Linked DNA regions of Homo sapiens: region 1 is linked to region 2. A link is an interaction called in ENCODE POLR2A ChIA-PET data of the cell type or tissue named here. Cell type or tissue: MCF 10A. All regions are shown on one strand. Each heading gives the region's core, and the rest is flanking DNA. Links, peaks and the distances in the headings are about the cores only.

The links. Peaks named below come from ENCODE experiments on the same cell type or tissue, not always from the same donor. Only the 100,000 strongest peaks of a DNase experiment are listed, where the experiment ranks them.
Region 1: POLR2A ChIA-PET joins it to region 2 with 13 read pairs; 2 of 35 experiments call an interaction of 5 or more read pairs at or near these places.

The regions. Positions count from the first base shown.
Region 1 is chr20:6,990,798-6,998,325 of GRCh38, forward strand. No RefSeq gene overlaps it. Among named protein-coding and RNA genes, the nearest start is that of BMP2, 230 kb to the left of the region's middle. In MCF 10A, for the core only: no CTCF peak of the experiment used is centred there; DNase peaks (open chromatin) are centred at 2,424 and 3,834.
Region 2 is chr20:6,916,392-6,923,919 of GRCh38, forward strand. No RefSeq gene overlaps it. Among named protein-coding and RNA genes, the nearest start is that of BMP2, 150 kb to the left of the region's middle. In MCF 10A, for the core only: no CTCF peak of the experiment used is centred there; no DNase peak of the experiment used is centred there.

The DNA.
Region 1 (7,528 bases), core at 993-5,992, 74 kb after region 2:
AAGGTGGTTCAGTGGCTCTGGATTAGAGACATGGGAAGAAGTCTTGAGAGCTGGGCCTGGCAAGTGGAAGCATGTGAAGAAGCCTTGAATGGCATGCTAAAGCTTTTGACGTGGTGGTAATCTGATAGACAATGATGATTAATCAAGGCTCTTGGGACAAAAGTAGTGATAAGATATAATCATCTGGAGCTCCATAGAAGTGGGAACTAGGAGATCAGCTAAGAGAATTTTGCAATAGTCTGATGAGAGGGAGAAGAGGGAATGCACAGTTGGCCATGGCTGTAGAATAAGATTCAAGGTGACAGACCTGGATATATGTGGGTACTGAGGAGGAAGAAAGTTGAGAATAACTTGGAAGAGTCTACTTCCAGATCTGGGTGGAAAGAAAGTGGCATTGACAAAAGAGAATGCAAATGTGGTAGAGGGAACATTTTTGAAGGAATGTAAAGACACCCTATTATATGGCAGGATAGGTGATGTGGTCAGCTTTGTGTCCCCACCCAAATCTCTTCTTGAATTTTAATCCTCATAATCCCCATAATCCCTACGTGTCAAGGGAGAGACCAGGTGCAGGTAAATGAACATCATGGGCGGGGGGTGGTTCCCCTATGCTGTTCTGGTGATAGTGAGTGAGTTCTCACGAGACCGAATGGTTTTATAAAGGGATCTTCCTCTCTTCACTCAGCAACTCTCCTTCCTGCCACCTTGTGAAGAAGGTGCCTTGCTTCGTCTTCACCTTCTGCCATGATTGTAAGTTTCCTGAGTCCTCCCCAGCTATGTTGAGCTGTGAGTCAATTAAACCTCTTTCCTTTATAAATTACTCAGTCTCCGGCAGTTCTTTATAGCAGTATGAAAATGGACTAATACAGTGGGTATTTTATCAGCCCAGTGACCTTGACCACTGCACCTCTCTCTGCTTCAGCCTTCTTATCTGCAAAGCAGAGAGTAGAGGCATTGCAATGTTATTTGTCTCACAAGGATGATGTGAAGATTTAAAGAGATAACATCTGTGAAAGTACTTTCTAAACCATTTTAAAAAATTATATGAAGGTGAGCTAATTTATAATGGCCTCTATCTGGGAAGTGATCATCTTTTGGGCATGCAGGTGGTTAATGCCACACAGGTCTGGAACCAGGGGAGGCAGCAGGGCAGCAGGTCCAGATTTGGGCCTCCTCAGCAGCCAGGTGATATCAATCATCTGATATCCCCACAGGGCAGAGAAGAGAAAAGGCTAATGCGGAGTCCCTAAAAATTGCTGGCTCCTTAGATGTAATCAGAAAATAAAAACAAATGAAGAAAAGCAGTATCATGTGGAAAGACAATCAGAGACTGGAGGAAAGATCTTTGAGAAAGTGCAGGGACGGGCGTTGGCTCTCTACATAGTCCTGTTAATAGCAACAGGCGCAGTAGATCTAAATAGAAGTAGGCAAGTTTGATCACATGAGGATATGTAAGAAATAGTCGAAAGCCATGTGTTTCTTTCAGAAGCTAGGCTCTAGGGCTCATTTGTAAGGGTAGCTCAATACCACTTATAAGCTTGTGCTGAAAGGGGCTGGCTTGCAAACGATACATTCAGCAAGCCCATGCTGAAGTTCTAGTTTTTTGTTTATTAATTGAGGTGAAATTCACCTAACATAAAATAAACCATTGTAAAATGTATAATTCAATTGTATTTATTCAGTACATTTATAATGCAATGCAACTATTAATGCTATCTGTTATAGGCTCAAAACATTTCATCACCCCCAAAAAGAAACCCTGTACCTATTAAACAGTCACTTGCACTCTCCCCTGCCCCAAGCACCTGGCAACAGATAATTTGCTCTCTGTTGCCATGGATGTATCTGAATATATACCCCCAAATAATTGAAAACAGGTATTCAAACAAATACTTGCATATGAACGAAGATCCAATTTTAAATGGGCAACTTTGAAAAAAATCAGTCTGTAGGTCAGTTAATCTTAGAAAGTGAGTCTATAAAGAACAGGCTGGGTGGCCACAATGCCCATTGAATTTATTAAAACCTGTTTTTATTTTGTACCTTAGTTCAGACTGTTCTTAGTGCCAAAAGCAGAATCAGAAGATCACAATGGCTTCTAGAAACAAGATGAATTAATATGAATGGTGAGTTCTGAGTGAGCCAGGTCATAACTTTCAGTAAGAAAAACACAGAATCCAAATTTCATTGTTTTCAGCTTTTGTTTTAACTGTTTTATAATTGGGAAATTTTGCCCTCAAATGAATACTATTGGTAAATAATCCTTTCTAATTGAAGGCTTAAAATGTCTGGGCAAAACTAAAAATGACTCCCTACCCAAGGTTTAGTAATAGTTAAGGCATTCAAACAGGAGCAGGCTGAAGAATCGTCTTCAGGTTTGGTCTTAGCAAACCTGCAATTACTCATCTCCCCATCCAGACTTACCCTGAACAAAGCAAAGGGTAACCAAAGTGCATTAATCGCTCACTGATGACTCAAGATAAACAAAAACCTTATAATCTTTGTTTCAAATAGTGTGCATTGAGATACATAGAGAGAGAGAGAAAAAAAAAACAGTCCCTCTTAGGTGGTGAATAACCATTTACCCATCAGATCTTCTCCAAGTCAAGAGTTCCACTGCCTATGTCAGGCTTTTGGACACCGCACATAAAACAAATTAAGCTTTATTAACTTAGTGGAATATTTGGAAATACTAATTTTACAGGTGCATGAGAGAAAACTGCAGTTCCAAGTATTAGAGTACCATTAAATATAATACACTCCGTATGCAGGGGCAGTTATTTAATATTAAACCAATAAAACATTACCAGTGCCGGTGAGAGTTTTGGTTGTTGACAGCAGGCTAGGTGTCCCACAGCCATGCCGTCTTTCTGTTTGCAGGCCAATTTTACACAGCTGCTTTCTTCTGGAAATCATGCCTCATTTGAAGCCTTCGCAAGTATGACAAATAGCCTCTCTAAGCCTTAGCGACGGTGGAGAAACTTGAAAATATTTAGGAGCATTTATTAACTAGAATATGAAAGAAGATTTAGTTCAACTGCAGCTTTTGACTGTGTGGAGGTCTTGTTATTGTAAGAAATGCTATCTGTTTGGGCGTGTATATCTTTTGCAGGACACTGTGTAAAATTATCACCCTGAGGGCAAAGCTAAGTTTAAACTGCATAGAAATTCTAACGTTGATCTATAAGTGGACAAAATTAGAATCAAGTCTTTACTTTCAAACTCAGCTGTCTGGTGGTACTGCTGATCCACATGCTGCCATTCTACGTATCACAAATGTCAGATAGAGCTCCTTGTACAGGGAGCTTCAAATCTGTGCAGGAATTTAGGATTTATAGGAAAAAGATATAGAAAAAAAGAAAGACTAGGTGCTAATTGAATTGTTCAAACCAGGCTTGCAACATGCAAAGCACACTGAGACTAAAGTCAGGAGAGGTGGACCCAGCTGTTGGAGTTTGGGATGAATAATGGAGGAAGGGAGGACATAGGCAACTGGCAGGGGCTAAGGATGGGGTGGGGTGGCTCTGTGCACACAACATGACATATTTTGAGAAAAAGTGAACCAATATGGCTAAAGTGGAGAGTTCATGAAAAGTCCATGGAGGCAAGTAGAAGGAGAGAAATGTAGATACATTGAATGGTCCCATTACAGAGGCTCTTGAACACCAGGATAGGATATAGATCTTTTATTTAACTACAGGAAATGTGGGGTGATGAGGGCTTTGGGAACATGAGTGTGACATAAGAAGGAAGGGTTTGGGGAAATTCCATTACAACAGCCTCTTAGATTAATTGACATGGAGAGAATTGAGAAATGCCCAGTATGCTTAGAGGATTGAGTAATGAGAGACCTGCACGAGGTTGGAATTGGCAGTGATAAAAAGGAATGGAATGTTTTAAAGAATCATTTGAAAGAGAGAAACATTTTGAAGGAAGTATTTATAGGACCTGAGAACTCACTGGGTGTAGAGAGTGACGTGTGGGCAGGTTCAGGCGGATTCTGGGACTTTGAGCCCAGGCCACTTAAACAACAAAATAAGAAAACTCAAAGAGTAAACTGACTTGGGGAGGAAAAGATGAGCTCAGTCAGTGAGATTTCTGAGGAAGACTAGAGAGCTGTAGCAGAACAGAGACAGAACCCCTTTTTGGCTTCTAGATATTTAGTGATAGAAGCAGAAGTGAAGCCAGGGGTGTTAAAGAATGGGCCAGGATGTAGTGGAAAACAAAATCTTTTGTTTCAAAGCACCTAGTCAATAAAAATTACTGCATTGAGGATTGAGAAAAAGTCATTGGGTTTCCTGAGTAAACAGCTATGCACTATTGCTAGGTAGGTGGGGTGTTGGGGGGATCCATTTCTGTAGGTTAAGGAATAAGGGGCTGCTTTCAAGATGGAAGCCGTGAATAGACTCCACTTTTGAAGAAATGAAAGTTAAAGCAAAGAGAGAAACAAGACAGGCATTTTGGTCTAATAGAAGCATCAAGAGTACACATTTTTGACAAAAGAAATAAGAGTTTAACTTAGATAAGGGAGAAATTTAAAAGAAGAACATATCAAAGACACTAAGTAGAGTGTGTATCATCTTGGAAGGTAAAAAATCAAGTATTAATAAAGCAGATCATGACTTCTACCAAGGCAGAAGGTAATTAGAGATGATGGCTGAAAACAACAGCGAGAAACATATATCAAAATTAATAGAAGTATTTGAAAGAGGGAACTGAATAACCATATGAACTAAATATTCTCAGTTACATAGAAAGTATGATTGTCTATTGGCACTAAAAAGTGGGAAAAAAATTTAACCCCTAGTGAAGTTTCGTAGAACTATTTTGGGAGATTTATTTTGTTTTGTTTTGTTTTTTTGAGATAGAGTCTCACTATCACCCAGGCTGGAGTGCAGTGGCACAATCTGGGCTCACTGCAGCCTCAACCTCCCCAGGCTCAAGCGATTCTCCTGTCTCAGCCTCCCGAGTGGCTGGAATTACAGGTGCCCACCACCACGCCTGGCTAATTTTTGTATTTTTAGTAGAGATGGGGTTTCACCATGTTAGCCAGGCTGGTCTCGAACTCCTGACCCCAAGTGATCCACCCACCTTGGCCTCCCAAATTTCTGAGATTACAGGTGTGAGGCACTGCACTCCCAGCCAGGAGATTTATTTTGAATCAGGAGAGTTAATCAGTTTCCTCTTATTCTATCAGGATTTGCTCATGGTGGCCTGGAGGACACTGTTTTGAGAAAGGTTTTCTGGGGGCATTCCGACTCAATTGCCAGGATGAATCAACGATGGTTGCCCTGAGCATGGGACTGGGGAGTGGCAGCTGCAGTGTTAGCCAGCAGGAGGAACTCTCAGGCAACAATGAATGTCAAAGAACCCAGCTCCTTAGCAGGGTTCGGGAAACTTGTGTTTCTCAGAATGGCACAGGGGTGAAAATACCCAAGGTGAAAAGTTGAAGTGGGAAGTTTAGGGTGTTCCAGCAGCCTCAGCATCACTGAGGAGCTTGTTAGAAATGCAGATCCTCAGGTTCCACTCTGGACTCACTGACACCAACTCTTCATTTGAATAATGTCCCAATGGAATCACGCACATCCAGTTTTGTAAAGAGCATTGCTGAGGTCTTCAATACAATGACCAACCACAGGGTTTAAGTAGCTGTGGGGAGGAGTCCCAGAAATAAAGAAGAATACTTATGTCAGTGTTTCTTTCTTTTTATTTTTTCTCTTCCTGTGTGTGTTTATATATATATACATAAATGTTTATTACACGTTAAGTTCTAGGGTACGTGTGCACAGTGTGCAGGTTTGTTACATATGTATACATGTGCCATGTTGGTGTGCTGCACCCATTAACTCGTCATGTACATTATGTATATCTCCTAATGCTATCCCAACCCGCTCCCCTCACCCCATAACAGGTCCCGGTGTGTGATGTCCCCCTTCCTGTGTCCAAATGTTCTCATTGTTCAATTCCCACCTATGAGTGAGAACATGCGGTGTTTGTTTTTTTGTCCTTGTGATAGTTTGCTGAGAATGATGATTTCCAATTTCATCCATGTCCCTACAAAGGACATGAACTCATCATTTTTTATGGCTGCATAGTATTCCATGGTGTGTATGTGCCACATTTTCTTAATCCAGTCTATCATTGTTGGACATTTGGGTTGGTTCCAAGTCTTTGCTATTGTGAATAGTGCCGCAATGTCAGTGTTTCTTAAGGCATAGTCTCCAGATAAGCTACATCTTCAACACCTCAGAACTTACTGAAAATGCAAATTCTCTGTCCCCACTCTAGATCTACTGAATCAGAAACTTTGGGTGTAGGGCACAGGAATATGTGTTTAACAAGCCTTTCAGATGATTCCTTTGTTCCCTAAAGTTTAAGAATAACATTCTAGATACTACTGGTAAAGTGTGCATACATAGATCATGAACAGGTGTAAAAGGTGAAGAAATTTAGCTTAAGAGTTTGGAGGCAGAAGGGTGTTAAAAGTTCAAAATGCAAAAAATAAAAAAGTAAAAGCCATCAACATTACTTTATACTACCAAGGGCTTAGCTAAATCAACCAAGGTGGAGGAGGCTGTTTGGCATTGTCGACACAGCAAGCAGCTGTCTGGATGAGTTTTTCATGATTAGTAGGTAGGCAAAGCCTTTACTTGAGGGAGTGCATTAGTTTAAGAGAAACTGGGTGATGAAAAGATTAAAACATACAGTAAAACACCATTCACATACATATAGACAATAAAATTGCAAAGTAAGTAAGCCAAGTCCAGTTTGGGGTATTTACAGGCTAACTGAAAATAATGATATTTCTGTAAGCCAAGCAGGACTGCAACTTTAGCAAGCTGGTTCCCTTTTTGTCAGTAATCACACATATCTGAAAGTAAAGTGATTATATTGTTTTAGAAAATTGTTCGCAATTCTAAGTTCTCTATCATCTACTACTAGAGAGGACTTCCACCCCAATCCAAAGGTAGCTAAAATGGGGCTGTGGGATAGTGGTATCTCTGGAGCTGCCACTAGTGAGGAAAGCCAGCCGGTGTCCTCTGTGCCCATGTCCCATGTAGTAGCCCCAGTTACTACTGTGTGGCCATTTAAATTTTAATTAATAAAAATTAAATTTCATTAAGAATTCCTTAGACCTGTCACATTCCATGTGGTCAATAGTCACTTGTCCAAGCGGCCGCCGTATCGAGGAACGAGGTTTACAGAACATTTCCACCATCACAGAAAGTTCTGTTGCACAGGGATTGAGCTTGTGATTCAAAATTCACAATGCAAGCTTTGTCTGAATCAGGCTTACCAAGGAGATGCTTTACAGCAGGGCTAACAGCAGATCCCATTTGTGAAAAGGGTTGGGTCCGGGGTCCTAAACACTCGCCATTTCCACCTGCTCTGAGTATACAAATGTTTTCTAGAAAACCCCTCAACTACTAGGATGTGGAGACATTCTAAGGGGGTCAGGAGATGACAGTATTTTATTCATTTTCTTCTTCATTTTTGCTATTGCACAGGAAGGACACAGAAATCACCC
Region 2 (7,528 bases), core at 1,490-6,489:
TTATCTTTCTTCCATCTCTTTCTCTCCTTTTCTTTGCCATTTTCATGGCCTTTTAAAACATCTTTTTCTGCATATTTCTTTTTTTTTTCAAAGTTTAAATTGCACTAAAATCTTTATATAGGCATGGCCTAAGTTTGGTTTATTCCAGCCCAGTTGCCTACAGATGAAATCCTTTCTCCATAAGCCCTTTGAAGGACAACTTCCATTTCCAAAGCCTTAAATTTAATAGCTGGAGAAAAGACAAACAAAATCTCTACTGTTTCAGGCTTCCTAACATTTCTACCATATTCAAGGTGCCTTTAAAACAATCTTTCTGAAAGGTGCTGGGAACTCAGATATCAAGCATAAGCTCTTCATTTGGTGAGAGACGCTCAGCAGGTTAAGGAGACAAGGCAGAGAGTGCAGAGGTGTAAAAATTTAAGGGTGATTTCAAACCAGTATATATGCCTCTAGGAAAAGGATTTTAATCTTGGGATCCATGGATCGAAGTCAAGGAGTTTGTAATAGTCCATTTTCTGTTGCTTATAACAGAATACTTGAAACTGGATAATCCAGAAGAAAAGGAATTTATTTCTTACAGTTAGGGATGCTAATAAATCCAATGTTGAGAGGCCGCATCTAATGAGAGCCTCCTTGCTGGTTGCATGGCAAGGAGGATGACTGTGCACATGGGCTAGCTCAGGTTGCTCTTCCCCTTCTTGTAAAACCACCAGTTCCCCTTTCATGATAACTCATTAATCCATTAATCCATGAATGGATGGATTCATTCAATTCTCATTGAATTGAGCCCTTGTGATCCAATCACCTCTTTAAGGCCCTACCTCTCAATACTGGCATATTGGGGATTGAGTTTCAAAAAGTGTATTGGAAGGGACATTCCAACTATAGCAGGGTCCATGAACTTAATGGGAAAACATTACTTCTTTGTATTTCCTAAGCTTTTGTTGAAATATAGCTTTTCTACCAATTATAAATATGGACAAATAACCCACGGTAATGTCAGCATTCTGTAACATATTACAATACAGTTGTTGATGTAGAGACATCTGGTCTCAACAGATGCTTTACGTCCAACACTACTTAGATATTATGGTAAATATTAGACCTACCACTAGATCTTTCTACTTAAAGCGTTAGTAAGGGAGCACATGCCTCACTACAGCAATTAAAAATATTATTATAGATATGTGGGAGCTAAGCTATGAGGAGGTATAAGAATCATACAATGGACTTCAGGGACTTGGGGAGAAGAGTGTGAGGGGGGCGAGGGATAAAAGACAACAAATATGGTGCAGTGTATACTGCTCGGATGATGGGTGCACCAGGTTCTCACAAATCTCCACTAAAGAACTTACTCATCTAACCAAATACCACCTGTACTTCAATAACTTATGGAAAAATAAAATTAAGAAAAGACTATAAATATTTCATTATTGATGTTTTTCTTAATAATTCTATATATTTTATTTAATGCATTTAAAAATTGTTATTCTGAGAAGCAGTCAACGGCTCCATTGAATTGTAAAATGAGTCCATGTAACAGTAAAGGTTAAGAACCTTGGCTCTTAGAGGAAATTATTCTTCCAACTGGATACTTTGTGGTCCTTGATTTTGGAGAAGGGGAGGGGTATAAAGGAAGAGGAGAAAAGGAATCTGGAATTTGTTTTGGCCTAACAGAGCTTCTGATTGTTTCTGTTGGTTCTGTGTCCAGAGCTAAACACCTGCATAGCAATTTAAAAATGTGGAGAAAGGAAGAAAGAAAAAAACATAGTTTACACTAGACAGGGGCATCTAGGGCAGCACCAAAACAAAATCCTGGCCAGGTGCGGTGGCTCACACCTGTAATCCCAGCACTTTGGGAGGCCGAGGCGGGCAGATCACTTGAGGTCAGGAGTTTGAGACCAGCCTGGCCAACATGGTGAAACCCCGTCTCTACTAAAAATACAAAATACAGCCGGGCGTGTTGGCGAGTGCCTTAATCCCAGCTACTCAGGAGGCTGAGGCACAAGAATCACTTAAACCTGGGTGGCAGAGGTTGCAGTGAGCCGAGATCGCGCCACTGCACTCCAGCCTGGGTGGCAGAGTGAAACTGTCTCAAAAGAAAAAAGAAAAAAAGCAACAACCCCACAAAAAGTCTCACAGCAAAACAAAAAACAAAAAACAACAGCCTTCTCACGTTTTCTTCCCTCTTTTTGGACAATTTTTTTTTCTGGTGCCAATACCCAAGCTGCTTTTCCTTTTTTTTTTTTTTTTTTCAGCAGTGTTAGAAATGTAGTTTTACATATATTCTAGAAGATACTCACGCATTTCAATGTTACTTTCCATAGGAGGAACTTGTAGGCAAAGCTCCTGTGCCATTGATTGAGCCCTTTTTCCAAACTGTCACACACTCACAACTTTTCCTGCCTAAGTCTTTGCTGATGACTGTAAAGTCATAATAAAAGGCCAGCTTGCCATGGAGATTGCTATTATCTGTGGGAGAAGTTGGTTTATTTGCAAGACTATAGAAGAGTCTATGAACTTAGATGGGAAAATAATATTTCTTTATATTTCCTAAGCTTTTGTTGAAATGTACCATTTCCATCAATTATAAATATGGACAGTAAACCCATGGTAATATCAGTACTCTGCCATGTATTACGATACAGTGGTATTGTCAGTAGGGGCTAGAGGTATAAACTGACAGCTACTGTGTATGCTAAATTTCCAGCTGTGAACCACATTGACTTTGGGAGTTAATAGTTGAAGTAAAGTGTATGTAATGAGACATCATGTTTTTCCAGAGTTTCTGTTAAAATAGTCTCATCAGAGTAATATTGAGAGGAAGAGGCCCTGTCAGAAAGAGTTATTTTTTGCTTCTATGATATCTTTTGATTCTGCAAGGTGGTGGAAAGGAGAAAGCAAGGAGGAAAGTGGGAAGAAAATGTGGGCAGTGAACTTTACGGGGCCTGGGGGACAGACACAGACTTTAGTCAAAGATAGCTAGATTTAAATCTCAGCTCTGCAACTTTCCTGTGTGATCTTTGGCATGTAGCTTAACTTCTCTGAACTACCAGTTCTTCATTTGTAAAATGAACATAATAGTGGTATCCACTTAAAGAGTTATCATAAGAATTTGATAAGCTAAGCATGGTGGCTCACACCTGTAATCCCAGCACTTTGGGAGGCCAAAGTGGGCAGATCACTTGAGGTCAGGAATTCGAAACCTGCCTGGCCAACCTGGTGAAACCCCATCTCTACTAAAATAAATAAATAAATAAATACAAAATACAAAAATTAGCTGAGCATGGTGGCTCACACCTGTAATCCCAGCTACTCGGGAGGTTGAGGCAGGAGAAATCACTTGAATCTGAGAGGCAGAGGTTGCAGTGAGCTGAGATTGTGCCACTGCACTCCAGCCTGGGCGACAGAGTGAGACTCATCTCAAAAAAAAAAAAAAAAAAAGACAGAATTTGATGGCATATAATGCATTAAGACATTTGTCACAGTGCATGGTACCATGTAATAGGAACTTAATAGAGGGCAGCTTCTGGAAGGCTGCTGCTGTGACCAGATGAGTATGTCAGCTGAGCTGTCAGAAGTGACAAGACTACGAGCAGCTGCTGTTTTGACACGTCTGCTATGTTTGTCTCTGTGATCAACCAGCAATCCTGTCCCACTGGGGAGGGGTGTTCTTGGCATTGGTCTGCCAACAGCCTGTCCTCCTTCCTTTACTCTTAATAATCTTGGTTTTTTTTTTTTTTTGAATTAAGTAACTGACTGTGTCAGTTTTGCTAACTGAAAAATCAGGGTCTTAATAATAGTTAGCATTTACCTGCCTCACATGCTGGATTAATCAGCGTGCTTGTGAAGTCACAAATTTCTTAAAGTCGAGATAGTGACTCTGCTACTCCCGTAATGAGGGTGTGAGCACTGAGGTAAGTGTATATATACAGATTCATATCTGTACTTGAGCTTTTGTTCATATGTAGTTAATGTTTTAAATGGGATAATTGTTTGACTGATAAATAAGATAATTCATGTGAAAGTCTTTGTAAACAGCTAAGCATTAGTAAAAGCCAAACTTCATACTTATTAAAGTTGTGCCCGAAATAAAAATCATGTAACAGCTGGAAAATTACCAGCTATCAAGGAAGAAGTCAAGTCCCTGGGGAGTAAAAGGGGCTAGGAGAACCCTAAGCTTTAGACCTGGTTGATCACTAAATAACCAGGGAAGTTACTGCTCCATTTATAATCTTATCTTCCTCTTCTGTAGAATAAAAATACTGTAGGCTTGGCCTATGTTTCAGCCTTCTTGAGAATCATTCTCGGAGAATGATGCTAAAAAGTGCTTGATGAAAAGTATGGTAGGTGAAATTTTGGGATGGTCCTCTACATATTTCCTGCTTCTTCCCATAGTTGGTAATATAAATCTCATTCATAAAATAACACTATTTTTAAATCGATTTAGTTCTTAGTAAGGACCTTTTTAAAAAAGTTCAGTGAGTGGTTAAAAACCCTCATAATGGTCTCTAGCCTCCTGCCGTTTGGACCTGGACTAACTTAAAAATGATGCCTGCCTTGCTTCTAATTACCTGTGTGTTTATTGCAACTAATAAATGTATTTTATACAAGTTATTATTTTACAGCTTAGATTTAGCTGCTTATTTGTTTAGAAAAAAGTTTGATAACAACAAAAAGCATAGCTCATCTCCTCATGGACTGGGGCATTCATCTGCTTTGAATGTGGAGACAGAAACCTTATAGACAGTTTCAATTTGTCTTACATTTATTGTGTACACAACTGACTGGTCTAGACACTATGAAGACAACAGAGGGGGTAAGATATAGTTCTGCCTTTAGGAGTAAAATGATCAATCATTCTCTAAAAGACTGTCCGTTTGCCAAACAGCAAAAAGAAACCAACTGGTTGCTAAATACGTGATTTTCATTTGCCTCATATCTGCACTGGCGTCCAACACGGAAGCAGTAAGTATGTATCCACGTGTGCAGAATGATTCGCCCAGGGCTAGTTTAACAATGGCTATTATTCACAATAATAAGCTAGTTTGCATTGACACTCCTAATTCAAAGTGATGTCGCGCCTGCTTTCAAAATAGGTCAGCTTGATAGCTTATTGGCGTAGTCACCCTTGGGAAATCACAAAGAGATAGCTCTTTACCAAATTAGTGGCTGATATCCAGGCTTGGTTTGAAAACTGTGCTTTGAGGGAGACTTGTTTCTTGTGCTTGACCAGAAAAGCACAGAAACACTGAATTATAATGTACAGCTTTTAAATCCAAGATTTGGCTATACATTTAGGATAGTTTATGCAAAACTGGCAGAGGTTGGTTTCTAGCTTTTTTTAGTTTCTAGGTTTGATCATTTCCCTCTGGTTAGTGTGGAGAGAACTAAAGCCTTCTGTTCTGAACAAACAACCACAACCCAAATAGGCCAAGAGACTAGGAAAATACCAGGACAAGTGAAATGAGGAGTGTCCTTTAGGGCAGCCAAGCTGAGGCACAGAGCTTAAAACCAATGCTAGGGCATGCCCGAGAGATTTCTTAAGAGGGCTGATGGCACTTCTTTTTGAAGCTGTAAAGTAGTGGCTGTTTACATTAAGGCAGAAAAAATGTCAAATACTATACAGCTGTGTCTGTCATGCTCTTCTGCTATTTTTTCCTCTGTGTACCATTTTGGTAACAGTTTCTTCATTTTTCCCTGGGGACCCATTTCTTTCCTATTTTCAGATCCTGAAGTTTGGATGGGACTTACAGCCTCTCTTTGCTTCCACCACCACCAGTGATAGTCACATGGCCCATACTTGACCAATCAGAACACTGTATCCCCAGCCAGAATGATTAGTTTGGAGTATGCTCCTGGTGTACCATACAATCAGAGAGCCTCATTCCCAGGGCTTCTGCTAGAGATTTTAGGGAAGAGGTGCTCTGTTCTTTCTAGATTAGATGTACCAGCAGTATGTAAACCTAACATTCCTGGAGACCATCTTTGTCACCACATAAAGGGATCTCCTCTGAGAACGACAACAATCCAGAGGAAAATAGAATTGAGAGATGGTGAGGGGTATACTCCTGATAACACCAATTGAGTTATATTAAAAGGGGATCTAAGTTCAGCTTTGCCTAAACCCTCAGATCCAGTTAACTGATTTTTCTCTTTGCATAGATTAGTTTGGGTTATGTTTCTGTTGCTTGCAATGAAGAGTGCTTTGAATAATATGTGGTCTTTTATAAAGCCTATGTGTCAGTCATCTACTGCCATGATAATGCTGCATAACAAAATACTTAAAAAAAAACAACCTCAGGGACATCCAACAATAGTCATTTCTTTCTTTCTTATTTATTTATTTTCTTTCCAATTTTTATTTTAGGTTCAAGGGGTACACATGCAGGTTTGTTACATGGGTAAAGTCTTTCTTTTTAGTGTATTCATGAGGTAGTTGAGATTGGGTTTGTCCATGTTGGGTTTAGCTAGAGTAGGTTCCTAGCTTCACGTTGTTCAAGTGTACTCCGTGTGTCTCTTATCCCTTTTGAACAAGTGGTTATTTGGGGCATGTTATAATTTTCATGGTGACTGAAAGCAATGCCAGACAGCAATCCCAATTATACAAGCACAGCTCAAGCCTCTTCCTCTGTCGTGTTCACTAACATCCCATTGGACAAAGCAAGTAACTTGGTTAAGTTCAGCATCAAGGGAGTGGAGAATGGCACTCTTTCCACGAATATGGGGGAAAGGGAGTGAATATTTGATGAACAATAATCTACCACATCCTAAACTTAACCAAAGGAAATAAGGACTAGGCATTATAGAATCATGGAATTCTAAATCTGCTATAAATATAGTAACAAACAGTATGAAATATTTTAAATACGTTAATGTAACAAAAGGCTATTTTTTAAGAACTGAGATATGTGTATTCCTGAAAGATTCAAGTTCTGTTTCAAATATTAATGATGTTGAAATTTGTTTGTTTGTTTGTTTGTTTGTTTTGAGACAGAGTCTCGCTCTGTCGCCCAGGCTGGAGTGCAGTGGCGCGATCTTGGCTCACTGCAAGCTGTGCCTCCTGGGTTCACGCCATTCTCCAGCCTCAGCTTCCCACGTAGCTGCGATTACAGGCACCCGCCACCACGCCCGCCCGGCTAATTTTTTGTATTTTTAGTAGAGACGGGATTTCACCGTGTTAGCCAGGATGGTCTCAATCTCCTGACCTCGTGATCCGCCCACCTCAGCCTCCCAAATTGCTGGGATGACAGGCATGAGCCACAGCGCCCAGCCTTGAAATTAGTTTTGAAATAAGTAGAATATTTTATGGCTGCCTCCTTCTGGCTAAGGGATTACTTCAGTGATATAGTTATCAACTGATATAGACATTCAATAGCAATTTGTGTAAGTTGATTTTGAAATTCAAAATCTTATATCTTATATCAAACATTGTACAAATATCATGAACTATACAGGGAGTGTAAGATTAAAGGAGAATAGCTGAGTGTGGTGGCTTGTGCCAGTAATTCCAGCTACTCAGGAGACG